2 separate regions of the Homo sapiens genome follow, and region 2 is linked to region 1. Evidence: read pairs that join two places in POLR2A ChIA-PET (ENCODE). Cell type or tissue: CD4-positive, alpha-beta T cell. All regions are shown on one strand.

Evidence for each region. Peaks named below come from ENCODE experiments on the same cell type or tissue, not always from the same donor. Only the 100,000 strongest peaks of a DNase experiment are listed, where the experiment ranks them.
Region 2: POLR2A ChIA-PET joins it to region 1 with 5 read pairs; 3 of 35 experiments call an interaction of 5 or more read pairs at or near these places.

What each region holds. Positions count from the first base shown.
Region 1 is chr15:42,579,776-42,583,775 of GRCh38, forward strand. STARD9 (StAR related lipid transfer domain containing 9) reads left to right here. Exons shown (of 33, transcript NM_020759.3): 2 at 3,571-3,640. It also overlaps the pseudogene EIF4EBP2P2. Among named protein-coding and RNA genes, the nearest start is that of STARD9, 6.2 kb to the left of the region's middle. RefSeq lists enhancers at 1,409-1,578, 1,999-2,048. In CD4-positive, alpha-beta T cell, no CTCF peak of the experiment used is centred here; a DNase peak (open chromatin) is centred at 1,846; H3K4me3 peaks cover 1,072 bases; H3K27ac peaks cover 914 bases.
Region 2 is chr15:41,780,696-41,784,695 of GRCh38, forward strand. The region is part of intron 2 of MAPKBP1 (mitogen-activated protein kinase binding protein 1); the gene reads left to right. Among named protein-coding and RNA genes, the nearest start is that of MAPKBP1, 8.2 kb to the left of the region's middle. In CD4-positive, alpha-beta T cell, no CTCF peak of the experiment used is centred here; no DNase peak of the experiment used is centred here.

The DNA.
Region 1 (4,000 bases):
ACTGCAATCTGAGAACAACTATCACAATGCTCACTGGACTTAAAAATGACTACTGAGACTGGGTACTCAAATGGGTCAACACTCTTCAGAGGTCATTCTTAGGCATTATCTGACACAATACTATGATCAGGCGTTACCCACCAAGTGGAGGCTAAAGTGCCTCTATTACTTGGTGTGGACCTGCTCTAGGAGCAGACAAAATCACTTCACTTTCTTGAAGTACAAGAGGACTCTGCCAGCAACAAGATGCAAGCAGGGAGGAATGGCAGAAGAAGAGCAAGACTGGTTATCAAGGGCTCTCTTCTGATGTACAGAGTTAAAAATACCTGCACAAATGTGCTAAGTAAAAGAATGGGAAGATGAACTATAATACCAAAGACAGAAGACATTCCTCCCAGAGGAAAGAAGGGAAGAGGACCTCAAAACAGTGTCACAGGGTAATGCTACCAGAGTTGCACAAACTGTGCTCTGTCCCAAGGGACAAATACCTCAAGGTAAAAGGAAAAGCAGCTCTCTTTTTTATCATTCCCCCCTGCTAGTTTTAAAGACCCCAAGCCCAGAATCTTGCAACACTGAACCATAGGTGGGATACAAAGGAACATGAATGGTGTTAGGCCCACCAAGCCTCTGTATCCCTTCCTCAGACTTCCCCATTTCTTCCCAAGCACAACAACAAGAAGCCAGGCAGTTGTAGGTTGGTATTTGATTTGGAACAAAAATGAGGGGTATGAGGGTGGCTCTCAATAAAAAAAAACAACTAGAAGGCGTGGTGGCTCACGCCTGTAATCCCAGCACTTTGGGAGCCCAAGGCAGGAGGATCACAAGGTCAAGAGTTCGAGACCAGCCTGGCCAGTATGGTGAAACCCCGTCTCAGCTAAAAAATACAAAAAGCCCGGCGTGGTGGCGGCCACCTGTAGTCCCAGCTACTCAGGAGGCTGAGGCAGGAGAATCGCTTGAACCCGGGAGGCAGAGGTTGCAGTGAGCAGAGATCATGCCACTGCACTCCACTCCAGCCTGGGCAACAGAGCAAGACTTTGTCTAAAAAAAAAACTAGGAAAGCCAGAGTTTAACTGTTTTCCTCTAAGGACTGCTTAGCGCTACAGAAATACACCAAGGGCCTTCAATCTAACTTGTTTAACTGGGAAGGGGGACAGGAGACAGGGAGAAGAAATGGTCAGATGAAGCTCATCTTCCCATCATTTGGCACCCAGAGGAAGAGTGGGAGACGGAGACTGTAATGGGGACTGCTGGTATTGCCTCTTCTGTCTTTTCACTGTTGATCCTATTGGCCAAATCAGGTGCACACAGGTACCAGTGTTGCTGCTTTTCTTCTAATCCTTGCAGGAGAGTCAGATGCCCATCTCCAACTGAGCATCACCCCCCAGCTGCATGTTTCCTGTCATGATTGTTCAAGTTGTTCAAATTATTGACTTCTACTTGTGGAGTCTTCAGTTAAGGTGCCAGGGCTAGTGACTCCCGGGATATTGGGCAGATGGCAGGTGGGGTCTGAGCCATGGAAGAACTGCGAAGATCCAACAGAAACTTTCTATCATAAATGATTTGAGTTTCTCCTGGTGTGGTGGAGAAGAGCGTCCCCTCGGGCGTGGTGCAATAGTCAAGAGGTAGCTGCGCGGCGTCGCTGATGGCCACGGTGTGGGTGGGGAAGGCGCGGCTCTGGCTGGGCTGGTGGCCGCTGCCAGCGGAGGAGGACATGGCTGTGGACGCGGGCTCTGGGCTTTGTGTGGCGGGTAGGCGGCGGCGCCGGGCCGGTCTGCTCCAGCTCCTAGGGCGGGTGGAAAAGCGAGCTCTGCGCACTCCTCGCTCGCTTCCTCTAGTTCCCTCGTCTGGCTCCGCCCCTGCCGCCAGCCGATCCTCGGGCCTCGCCAGCAGCCTCAGCAGCAGCAGCAGCGGCGGCGACGACCACGATGACAGGAAACCTACATAGCTTTTTTTGTTTTTTGTTTTTAAGTCTGTAAAATAGGGATAACTACTTCAATAGTTTTTATGAACATTTGATAAAAGAATACATTACAACAATCTTTATTCCTCAGACCCCTGTGCTTGGCTGTCTGGTTTTTAAACGTTTTACAAGGGGCCAGGCAGTGTGGCTTATGCCTGTAATCCCAGCACTTTTGGAGACTGAGGCAGGAGAATCGCATGAACCCAGGAGTTCAATACCAATCTGTGTCGTCAACAACAACAACAACAAAAAAATTAGCTGGGCATGGTAGCAAGTGCTTGTAATCCTGGCTACTTGGGAAGTTGAGGTGGAAGAAATGCTTAAGCCTAGGAAATTGAGGCTGCAGTGAGCTATGATTGCACCACTGCACCCCAGCCTGGGCAGCAGAGTGAGATCCTGTCTCTAAATAAATCAATAAACAAAATTAAATCTAAAGACCCCTGTCTCACTGTGTTTCTCCTACCCCCAGTCCTCTAGGTCATAGCCTGGGAAGCCTGAGGAAGGATAAAAAATAAGACTGAAGGTATTGTCTCAACTTTCAGGTTCTAGGCTAGGAGTAATTTAATTGATAACTTTTATTGTTTGTAGTGGAGGATGTTCTAATTAATTCTCATCTGTTAACATTTTGGTCATGAGTACTTTAGCTGTGGCTTTTCATATTATGAAAAAGGATAGGTATCAGGTATGTGGGTCATCTGGATTAAGCCCATTAAAGTGAGTGTAGAGATTGTTTAGTTGTTAGCAGTATTACCACATAACTGCAACATAGGAAGATTCTTGAGGAGCTTGGCCCTGCTTCTGATTTAAGAAGATATAAAGAAAGGATTTGAGAAATATATTCTCAGGGTCTCAGCAGAGAGGATTCCAATACTTTTTTTTTGTCAATATCCATGCCCAAAATGCTGGAGAAAATGAGAGATGATGCCGTGTTATATGCTGGGCCAAGGATGCTCTCTAGAGTTTCTTTTCTTTTGAGAGATGAGATCTTGCTCTGTCACTCAGGCTGGGGTGCAGCATCGTGATCATAGCTTGCTGCAGCCTTGAACTCCTGGGCTCAAGCAGTCCTCCTGCCTCTCAGTCTTGCAAGTAGTTGGGATTGTATGTGTGAGCCACTGCTCCCCGCACTCTCTAGGGTTTCTAAGCCTGACTTCTAAGGTATAATTCAGAGCCTAGGCTTCCTGGTCAGACAAATATGAGTTTAAATCCTAGCTCTGCCACTGATAGCTGTGTGACCTTGGACAAGTTACATAATTTCTCTCAGCTTTAGTCCTCTGCCTGTAAAAATGATATGTTAGCAAGCTATGTCAGGAGGATACGTAGGAGGATAGCGTAAGATGAAGAACAATATGTAGTGCCCCTAATAAAGTGCCTTACACATAGAGGGTACTAAATGTGAATGTGAGCTGTTGCAGAGCCAAATTGTAAAGATCCAGGGAAGCATGCCAGCTAGGGGACTGCTTGATGCGACGCTTATAGCCATTTATGGAGACAGACGCTTCTCTTAAGGGTACAGCAGTAGGGAAATATTTTGTCCCACTAGCACTGGTTTTAGGCTCTTTTTTCTTGATTTTAAAAACAACATTTCTTCTGAGCTTGGGTCTTGTTTCTAGGGAGACCAAAGAAGGGGGAAGAATTATTGTGGAAGTTGATGGCAAAGTGGCAAAAATCAGGAATTTAAAGGTAAGCCTGAAATTGTTTTTCATTTTCTTTCCACTGAGGAGCTAATATTGTTACAGGGGCTTCCAGGCTGAAGGTGTATATGTGAATGTGTTTAGAGTTGGGGAGGAAGGGGTATATAAGAGGAATAGGGGGAGGAGCTTATGCCAATCATAAAGCAAATCAAGAAATCAAGAAAGAAGTGCAGGGCATTTGGCTGCTGCAGCCTAAGTTTTATCAGATAGGGTGCATCTGTTTTGGAAATTAGTTGGTAGATGTTTTGAAAGTAAACTTGGGATGTTTTGGGGGCAATAGTTAACTTAAATCGTGCTGCAGGCAATCCATATTCTATTTAACTCACCTGACCACCAGTTAAACTTTGTC
Region 2 (4,000 bases), 800 kb before region 1:
CCTGCCTACCTTCTTGGGTGTTTATTACCCCATTTGTGGATTTTACTTTAACTTCTGTTACCTTAAAAAAAAAAAAAAAAGTTGGTGAGGAAGGCAAGAAATAAAAGTGAGTATGACAGCCAGACTGGGTAGTGTGGATTTTTAGCGTTGGTATTTTTGAATGTCCAGATTTTCCAAATCCTTCCTTCCTTCCTTTCAACAGTTATAGCAACAGGTCCAGTGCTTCTTCATTGGTCACATTATTTTCCTCTGGTTTTGAAGGACACTTAACAGAAGAATGAGTTTACAGTATGGATAGCTCCTCCTAGATTTCAAGGGAGTAAATTCCCCCCTCTCATTTTGTCACAATGTTTGCAATGCTTTTTTTTTGCTTTTTTTTTTTTCCTTTTTTCTTTTTTGAGACAGAGTCTCACTCTGTCACCTAGGCTGAAGTGCAGTGGCGTGATCTCAGCTCACTGCAACCTCCACCTCCCGGGTTCAAGTGATTCTCTTGCCTCAGCCTCCCGAGTAGCTGGGATTACAGGCATGTGCCACCATGCCTGGCTACTTTTTGTTTTTTCAGTAGAGACAGGATTTCAACATGTTGGCCAGGCTGGTCTCGAACTCCTGACCTCAAGTGATCTGCCTGCCTCGGCCTCCAAAAGTGTGCAATGCTTTTTTTGGTTGCTTCCCTATTTGGTAAAACAATGCTGTGGGTTTTTTTGTTTTTTTTTTTTTCTTGCTGGGATTTTAAAGTTTATATGCCTTATCTCTCCTCCTAAAACTGTAATGAAGCTAAAGATATTTTCCTTTCCCTGCTATGCCGGGCATGGTGGTGCACACCTATAGCCCCAGCATCTTAGGAGGCTGAGGCGGGATGATTGCTCGAGCCCAGGAGTTTGAGGCTGCAGTGAGCTATGATGGCACCACTGTATTCCAGCCTGGGCAACAGAGTGAGACCCCATCTTAAAAACAAACAAAAACTGTCTGCCCCTCTGTTTATAATTGAGATTTTAATTTACTTGAAGATCTTAGAACAACCCTTTGTGAAACCATATGGCTGATTTTTTTTTTTCCACTTTGTCAAATGTTCTTTTGGAGAAATCCTGAGAAGAAAGTTTATTTGGTGGTTCAGGATTTGAGTGTTGCTCCTTATTTATCACAGTTCTCATCAGCCTTTGAGACCCATCTTCCTTTAGTGGCTCTTCTGGTCTTTTCTTCATAAGTTTGGCTGATGCTGTTACAGATGCTAGCACTTAAGAAAACAAGACTTTAAAAAATTATGAAATACAGGCCGGGCGCAGTGGCTCATGCCTGTAATCCTAGCATTTTGGGAGGCCGAGGCGGGCGGATCATGAGGTCAGGAGATCGAGACCATCCTGGCTAACACGGTGAAACCCTGTCTCTACTAAAAATACAAAAAAAAAAAAAAAAAAAATTAGCTGGGCGTGGTGGCGGGCGCCTGTAGGCCCAGCTACTCGCGAGGCTGAGGCAGGAGAATGGTGTGAACTCGGGATGCGGAGCTTGCAGTGAGCTGAGATCGCGCCACTGCCCTCCAGCCTGGGAGATAGCGAGGCTCTGTCTCAAAAAAAAAAAAAAAAAATTATGAAATACAACAGACATTAAGAGAGTGTACAAATATAATATTGTATTATAAATAATGATAAATGATTTCCCCGTGTAACCACTGCCCAAGTGAAAAAATAGAACAATGGTAAGGTATTGGCAGTTTCTGAGGGACGTGATGCGAATGTTGTCATCAGGGTGGGTGAGGATGTACTAGGCACTGTGCTAAGCATTTTACATATACTATCTTATTCAAGTTTTACAGAAGTCTACCATAAATACTATTACCACCCCATTTTGTAGTTAAGAAAACTAATGATAAGAGAGGTCAGGTGAGTAGCTGGTAGTTACATAGCCAGTGAGTGGCTAAGCAAGAATTCAAATAGAGGCTTTCTGAACTCCAGGGCCCACACTTAATCTTTATTCTGCATTCCTCCCAGGGAGCCTTCATGTGCACAGCATGGCACTGACTGCAGAAGTGTGCCTAGTATTGCCATAGTCAAAGGGCACATCATGCACTCAGCTTAGAAAAAGGGACAGTTCCCAAAGAGGGGGAAAAAAAAGGGACAGTTCCTTAAAAAAAAAATACTTTGTCCCCAACATTCCTTATAAAAGTCAATTTAATGAATTTCTCAGACTATTATTTTAGATCCATCACTCAGTAACCCTTGTCCATCTATATCCTTACTCCTCTTCCCACCTCCAGCTCCAGATTTCCTGAACTTTTGTTTCTGCTGCCTGTTCTTGTCAGAAACTGTGCAACCTTGGTTCTGTGGGTATGTGAATGTCAGGTTGGCAGGGTGCAGCTGTGTGGTTCCAGATGACCAGAAGCCACAAGCGGTTGCTGCTTCTCTCTTGGGATTGGTTGGGGAGTGAAGGGCAGACCGACGGATGCCTTGGTTGTTTTTGTGTGTGGGTATCATGGGGCTTCAAACTGTTGTGCTCTTTGTTGGCTGGTTGATTTTGTAGCTCATGCTCTTGAGGTGCTCTTTCAGGTCTCTCCCTGTTTTCCTCTGAATTCCACTGTTTTGTTATCTCTTGTTAGCATACAACTGACCTTGTTTTTGAAGCTGTGGAGAGTAGCTGGTGGAAATACCTCTTCCAGTTGGGAAAAAATGGACTTAAAATGTCCCATGTCCAGGCTGACCTGGATGATGACAGTTGGTTGATGAGTTAATTTGAACATGAGCAGAAATGAGGTCACTTGCCTGCCTGACTCCATGTGGCCATGCTGGCTCCAGGTTGCAAAGTTCTTTGAGCAAGTACCTTGTCTTGCCTAATCTCGAATGTCTGTTCTTTTTATTTCTTATCTCAAATAGGCATTGTGATAACATTATAGGTGCAAAAGTATGAGGTCTAAAGGCCTCTGCTTCCCTGTACTCCCTCAGTTTGTCCTGAGCAGAGGGAGCCCCAAGCCAGATGGATTGGATGGAGAACAGCCCATAGGCAGTTTGCAGTTGTGGGCGCGTAGCTGGGAGCATGCTCAGAAACTGATTCTTGGCCTCACGCCTATAATCCCAGCACTTTGGGAGGCCGAGGCGGGTGGATCACGAGATCAGGAGATCAAGACCATCCTGGCTAACATGGTGAAACCCCGTCTCTACTAAAAACACAAAAAATCAGCTGGGCGTGGTCGCGGGTGCCTGTAGCCCCAGCTACTCAGGAGGCTGAGGCAGGAGAATGGCGTGAACCCGGGAGGCAGAGCTTACAGTGAGCCGAGATCGCGCCACTGCACTCCAGCCTGGGTGACAGAGCAAAACTCCGTCTCAAAAAAAAGAAACTCTGATTCTTGCACCTCTACGCTACTGCTTTGGAGAAAAGCAAGCAGCTGCTTGTCAGGACTAAACTTGTAACATGCAGGCCTACCTCCATTACCCTGACATTCATTGGTTGGCTTCTGTTTGAGAGGGCACAGTATCTTTGTATGCCATGATTGTTTTCATATAACATAATAACCTGCTGCTGACTTTTCTCAACATGTCCTTTCTGCTTATGATGTTCTTTCTCCAGGCTGCTTTGGGTTCTCTTGTAAGGCCCGTACAGCAGCTGTCACTGAGATACTGCCTCATGACAAACCTAGAACTGGCTAGTGAAAAGAGCTTCTCAAGAGTTAATATGAGCTGGACACAGTGGCTTGGGCCTGTAACCCCAGCTACTCTGGAGGCTGAGGCGGGAGGATCACTTGAGGCCAGGAGTTCAAGACTGGCCTGGGCAACATAGCAAGATCCCATCTCTAAAAGCTTTTTTAAAAAAATTAGCTGGGCCGGGCGTGGTGGCTCACACCTGTAATCCCAGCACTTTGGGAGGCCGAGGCGGGTGGATCACAAGGTCAAGAGATCTAGACCATCCTGGCCAACATGCTGAAACCCCGTCTCTACTAAAAGTACAAAAATTAGCTGGGCGTGGTGGCGCACACCTGTAGTCCCAGCTACTCGGGAGGCTGAGGGAGGAGAAT